Linked DNA regions of Homo sapiens: region 2 is linked to region 1. Evidence: chromatin contacts called from ENCODE Hi-C or POLR2A ChIA-PET data. All regions are on one chromosome and are shown on one strand. The core of a region is the stretch at or near the end of the contact, and the rest is flanking DNA. Distances in the headings are between cores, read along the strand shown.

Region 1 (3,249 bases), core at 520-3,019:
GGGGAAAAAGAAAGGAGAAAGAGAAGGACCGGGAAAGAGAAATAGCTAATCATCAAGAATATTTTGATTGAGAAGCAATGTGTTGCTTACTCTATAATTTAGAAGTCAAGCATGTAGGCATACATTTATTCACTTGCTATGTGACCTCTAAATTCATTGTCATACTTCTCAAAAGTTGCTATTATTATTATTTTTCTATTACCCTAAAGATCTTGAGAGATGAAATAAATCCTGGAGCTCATTGTTGACTTTGGACCCAGAAAGCAGTATAAAATAAGAATGTAAGGAAAACTAACACTCCAAGTACAAAGTGGGTCCAAAAACTGTAATGTTATATAGTGTTAATATATATTTCTGAAACTGGACTGTACTGAGGCAGAAAATTAAGGTATCTATTTTTTTTCTATTTTTCTTAAAAATTGCTTTTATTTAACCAATCCATTTGAAAAAGTAATAGAATTTTTAAAAATTTACTCTTAAAGATAGCTTTGTCCGGTATGTTTCAACAGTTTCTAACTTTTAATATCCTTGAAAATTAATTTCAGGTGAATGTTCAGGGTTATACAGATTTATGAAATTTATTTACCAATAAAATTTTATGTTTAAAAGGTATGAATATTGACTTATTTAAATAAAAACATTTAAATAAACCTCCTATAGTCTGCTGACTATATCGTTTCATAGACGAAACATTATAAGACCAAAATAATAAAACTGCTATGCTTGCAAAGTAAAATAAATGGGCATATTTAACATATAAAACTTTACTATGTTGTACTGATTTTTGCACCCATTTAATTGTGACACTTGAAGAGTTTGTCTTTGTTCTGGGAACTGTTTACAGGAAATTCCTGACTGACATTTTTTTCTTCCCATATCTTAACTATATACTTGCTAATTTCAGTACTGAAACTTATTTGATAATTTTGTGCTGACTCAAGTTCAAGTGAAATTCATATTATTCTTTAGCTATGCATCTTTTGGTTTTTAGTTCTGTGACAATATAATTGTTATCAATATACATTAGAAATCAATAGCATATTGATAATGAGATGAAAGATTAACTGAGCTAAACATAGATATTTGAGACTTTTTCTTCAGGAATTATTGATCTGAAGTTGTATTTAATCTATCAGAATATGCTCTTTTCTAATCCATTGGTTCCCCATCTCAGATTCCCTAACTTCTTTGGGCAGTAATAGAGGACCTTTATTTTTTTTTCTGTTATTTCAAAAAGATTAATAAAAATGTATGTTTACTCTCTATAAGCAAAAGAAGAACTTAAGATTTTTGACAGGATTGATAATAATTTAGTGAGACTCTTTCTGTGGAGCTGTGTACTGTTCTTAGAACAAAGTAGGGACTCATTAAAGAGCTGAATAAGTCAATGAATGAACAATATTCCTGGCTATCTCAGGCTAAATGATATCATAGTCTGACAATTTTGAATTTACTTAATGCAAATGACAAAATATAGTTGATTTAGTAGAAAAGGTTTTAAATCATGGAATCTATGTGGGAAGGTAGTCCATGGGGCTGCAACAATTGAGAACATTCATAAAGATGTGAGTGGAAACAAGGGTGAGTTTTGAGGAAGATTTGTGTGTTTAATCTTTATATGCCTGTGACCAGATGTCTATGCCAAGAAGCACATGTTTTTGTTTTTGTTTTAAACTTTCAGTTTATGGTTCCAAGGTCCTGATACTTATCAGCTTTAAAAAAATCGTTTTCATTTTTTAGGTAGTTTTCTTGCTTTTGGGCACCAGGTGGCGATATGGAGTGAGGTGGGGAGTGCATGGGATACACAGGTTGGGTTGTCATAAAGACCAAGCATCTGTAGAGCCGAACTGATGAGATTTAATATTCCGTCTCTCTCTCTCTCTCTCTCTCTCCCTCTCTCTCTCTCTCTCTCTCTCTCTCTCTCTCTCTGTGGGTGTGTGTGTGTGCGTGTGTGTGTGTGTGTGAGAGGGAGAGAGATCCAAAAAGAGAAAACTTTGTAAAGATTTGGTTCCATTTTGTCTGAGAAAGACTGGATTGGCATTCCTCATCTGTATGAAACACTTCTCAACAGATTCCATACAATATATCGCTTGGAAAATTCAAGAGCTGCCAGGTCTCTAGCTCTTGCTAGCATTTGGTTAGCATTTCACTGTATATAAGATCCTTACTCCTCCCCTCCCCCCCCATTTTTTCAACATTTACTGAGCACCTATAATGTCCCACGCACTGTAATAAGTATTAGAAATATTGCATCAGATAAGGTCTGGTCCGTGCCCCCTATGAGCTTATAGTTTAGCAGAGATAGACATATGAACCCTAAATCAGCTGCATGTTATGGCTTCTGCGATGGAGTCAGGATCAAGGCAGGATATAGAAGGGTCACAAGGATGAACTTGTCAGCTCAGTGGGTAAAGAAAAACATCATGGGAGATATGAACTATAAGCTGAATAGTGGCAGATGAGTAGATATTCATCACTTAGAATAGACTTGGAGAGAGAAGTTATAATAATCAATTTTGCTCCTTTGAACCCTTCAGGTGTGTGTGGTGCGTATGAGAAAGTCAGTTGGATCTTAGCATTTATTTATAATAATATTCATAAGCACAATCTATAGCTAACATTACCAGCCTAGTTTTTGAATTTGAAAATGTGAGAAAATAAGTGTTTGGTAAAATTCAACTTCCCTGCTTCCTCCTATATATGAGAATTTGTGTGATAAGAATAATTATAATATAAATTAGACTTTAAGTATTCAAATGTTTTTATTGGGTCAGGGCAGATTAAATATGTGCCACCTGAATTATGTACCAGAGAGGCCCTGGAACTGTGACTCTGGGAAAGGTATCAGTAAAATTAAATTTAGAAGATATTCAGAGAGATGGATATTTCAGAAAATGTAAGAGACTACAGAGAGAACAGCAAGTTAGCTCGATGCAGTCTTTGCTGTGAGCATCAAAATAAGGAAATGCATGAACTGGTCAGACATAGTCCATCAGAAAAGGCTTGATTCCAAAGAGAAGGTACTCGTGGTTTTATCTAGACAGACAAAAAGAGGCTTGAGAGGATAATGTAATGAAAAGATGCTTGACAAAATTTAGGGATGGATAATACACTAATTTGTGTTTTTGAAAGCTATCGAGAGAGCAAGGTAATGTAGCCTTTCAAGTGAGGGCCATATTTTATTCACCACTGTTTTTCCAGTGCCAATCATAGACCTGGAAAATGGTTGTGCAAAAGGTATTTGTTGAA
Region 2 (3,451 bases), core at 882-3,381, 170 kb after region 1:
CAATGAAATACTACTAAGCAATAAAAAGGAACAAAGTACTATAAAAACATGAAATAACATGGATGAATCCTTAAAACATACTGAGAAAAGGAAGACAGACTCAGAGTAGTATATACTGTATCACTTAATTTACATGAAACTCTAGAAAATATCAGCCTAATCTTGGTAAAAAGAAATTAGCAGAATTGTTGCCTGAGGTGGGGTGGGTAGGAAATAGCTGGTAAGAAACATCAGGGCATTCTCTACAGTAACGGAAACTGTCTGTATAGAGGTGTTGGTTACATAGGTACATACCTTTATACAAACTTGCTGAGCTGTACATTTCAGATTTGTAAATTTCACTGTGTGCCAGTTGTGCCAGTTGTAACAATAAAGTTGTTTATATTTTTAAGAAATGCTATCCCAACAGTCTCAGATATTCTACTGGTGAAAGTGTAACTTGGAACAAATGTTTGGGAAAATATTTTATAATAAATGTTAAAATCCTTGAAATACTCATCATTTGACTCAGTAATTCCAATTTAAAATAAATTATTGTGAAATAAGTACAGATATTGGGAAACAAACACTTTTCTATAATTATTGTTATAACAGTAGCATATTTTTCCTAATATTTTACTATAAAAACTTTCAACATATGAAAAAGTGGACAGAATTTTATAGTGAACACATTCATATTCATCACTTTGATTCTGCCGTTAATATTTTACATTTATACTTATCATATGTCTATCCATACCTCTGTCCATCAAATTTACAAATCAATTTGTGAAAATTTTTGAAATTTTTACAATGTTGATTCCTGCAATCTAGGACTGGAAGAAAATACAAAACACAAACAATTTTTTTTTCCTTTTGTGATGGAACTCCATGAGTTATAAATCCTACCATGTGGGAGGCTGAGGCAGGCAAATCATCTGAGGTCAGGAGTTCGAGACCAGCCTGGCCAACATGGTGAAACCCCGTGTCTACTAAATATACAAAAATTAGCCAGGCATGGTGGTGGGTGCCTGTAATCTCAGCTACTTGGGAGGCTGAGGCAGGAGAATCGCTTGAATCTGGGAGGCGGAGGTTGCAGTGAGCCAAGATCGTGCCACTGCATTCCAGTCTGGGTGACAGAGCAAGACTCTGTCTCAAAAAAAAAAAAAATCCTATCTTGGGTGATCAGAATATTTTCTTAAGTATATTCCTGGAAACAGAGCTGAAATTACTCAGAAATGGATCTAAACAGTAACTGTCTCTGTCTTGCAACAGAGATGCCCTCTGATACCCTCTCTAATCCTTCCTGGTTCCTAAAAGTCCCCCCATTAGTTAATAATTCTCTTGAATTAATTCATTAATTCTAAAGTTAATAATACGAATACTTCCAGGAAAAAGAACACATTGAACCTCTATTCCTGTTTACACATTTATACATTCAAATAAACAGCTACTAAGCAGAAAGTACCAAGGGAGTTGTACAGTCAGGCCTTCAATTGGGAGGACACAAGAGGAAGTTGTCTGGTGATGATGATTCAGAATGGGGTGCTGGGGAATAGGATTAAACCTAGTATCTAGAGGTAGAGAAAAAGGGCATCAAAGTACATAAAAATGCTAGGGGCATTGTTGTGTGGAACTGGCCCTGTATTCTGGAAGAGCCACCTGTAAGGCTGAAAACACCCTACCTATAATTGCAGCACTTTGTGGATTGTCAAATGAAGCTATTTCCCTTGCAATTATTAAAAATTCTAGGCTCATCTTAAATACTGGATTATGGTTTGTGTTGGACATTGGACATTTGGGGGTGCCCAGAGGTTGTAGTCCATCTGGAGACTTCCTGGTCTGTATGTTGTGTCATTTTGATTTCTTGTTGAAGGGCCATGGAGACTTAGAATGGGCGTCCTCAGGAGATTCAAAGGAGCTTTCTGCCAATTCAATCAACTATAGCTCTGACTTAGCTTGTTTCCAAAATTGTAGGCACTGTTGCTCCAAAATTAATATTTTTGAATATTCAACACATCCCTGAGGAAGAGCAAAGACCTCCCACCTTTGTTTCTTTGCAAAACAAGTCAAGATGAAGTCTTTGCTGATGAAACTCTTGGCTCCCTCTCTTCCAGCTGCACTTCACCCCTGTGGCTTTCCTGCTTGGAAATCTCAAAATAGTCACAGCGGCTTGCCTCCAAGCTAGAATTGACCTCGCCTGTCTGGATGCCTTCCAAAAGGGATTTTTATGAAAATATTATTTTTTTCTCTTCTGAGACTTTTTTTTATTAGAACCCATGCAAAGCTGTATCATTCCCCATTTGCCATTATTTTCAACTTCCGAAGTCTTTTTTATTTTTCTTACTTCATCAAGGACATGTGTTTCCTTCTCCGTACCTAATAACAGTTTCTGAGAGGAACCTGTGGAAGAGAAAAGCATGATGTACTGATCATGAAAGTGGGAAGACATTTGGGATAATAATAGGAAAATATTTGAAACCCTGAAAAGAACTGTCCCTCCATCCAGTAATCAATTCTCCCTTGGCTTCTCCCAGTGGTAACTTAGTTACCCTTTACTTTTCACACACATAACAAAATTACTGCTGTTGACAAAGTCTAGATAACAAGGAGTCAGTCCTACTATGAGTACCTTAATAGTTCTGCCAAGTGGGCCTCATTCCCAAGTTCCCTGACAGAATACCATGGCTGTGTTAACTAAGAGTAAAGGCTTACTACCTTCTACTGGAATTATCTGGTTTGTTCAGCTGCATCCCCTGTTATACTATGAGCTCCTGAAAAGCCAGAACTGTGCCTTATTCACCTCTCTGCTCCCAGCCCTCATCACAATGCTGACATGTAGACAGTACACAATGAATGTTGAAGGAATGGTAATGAGATCTATAGTCAAAACACCAAAGATGCAGCCCTTCATGGCTTTCTAAGTGTTAGAGAGAGAGTCACTTAACCTTTACAAACCTCCTTTTCATCTGGAAAGTGAAAGTAATATTACTACTTTCTTCAGGCGTTAATCAAGGCTTAGATGAAATAATTGTATGTGAAAATGATTTGCTAACTATAAAGAGCTGTGCAAATGTTTACTGTGATTGTACAGGCCCAGGGCAAGAGGGCTAATTACTCCCCTTTCTTCTTATTCAACTCTCAATTCAGGAAGGTTAGGGCTCAAGAAAGACAGAATATTCTACCACTGACGATAATATGTACCAGTTTTTTGAGTATAGATATGTCACCCTTTTGAGCCTCTATTTTACCCTCTGGGAGTTGAGGACATTCTGTGAGATAGACATAAGATCTAAGACACTGCTTTGCCCATTGTAAACACTTAGGAAAAGATCACAGAGGGAAGTCAAAATAGTGTTGTGAAGCCAATAGACTTTGAAGTCAGGCAGACATGAGTTAGTTCAAAGCTCTGCTCTGCCGTGAAATAGGAGGGTGATCTTGGGCAAGTTACTTCTATTTTTAAACCTCAGTT

Evidence for each region. A loop is a pair of places that touch in the nucleus more often than their neighbours do. ChIA-PET counts read pairs that join two places held with the same protein, here RNA polymerase II (POLR2A). Pooled maps may share reads with other maps.
Region 2: a loop to region 1 is called in a map of heart left ventricle, with 2.8 times the contacts of the local background. The contact joins two enhancer-like sites. A Hi-C loop is called at or near these places in 2 of 168 maps with a recorded cell type or tissue (heart left ventricle and posterior vena cava) and 4 of 50 pooled maps. POLR2A ChIA-PET finds 5 or more read pairs at or near these places in 1 of 52 experiments (H1).

Annotation. Positions count from the first base shown.
Region 1 is chr1:170,687,947-170,691,195 of GRCh38, forward strand. All of the region lies in intron 1 of PRRX1 (paired related homeobox 1), which reads left to right. Among named protein-coding and RNA genes, the nearest start is that of PRRX1, 25 kb to the left of the region's middle. Within about 2 kb of position 1,770, at least 3 of the 41 ENCODE cell types and tissues checked have a DNase peak (open chromatin) inside an H3K27ac peak, as active enhancers do.
Region 2 is chr1:170,862,305-170,865,755 of GRCh38, forward strand. No RefSeq gene overlaps it. Among named protein-coding and RNA genes, the nearest start is that of MROH9, 72 kb to the right of the region's middle. Within about 2 kb of position 2,132, at least 4 of the 41 ENCODE cell types and tissues checked have a DNase peak (open chromatin) inside an H3K27ac peak, as active enhancers do.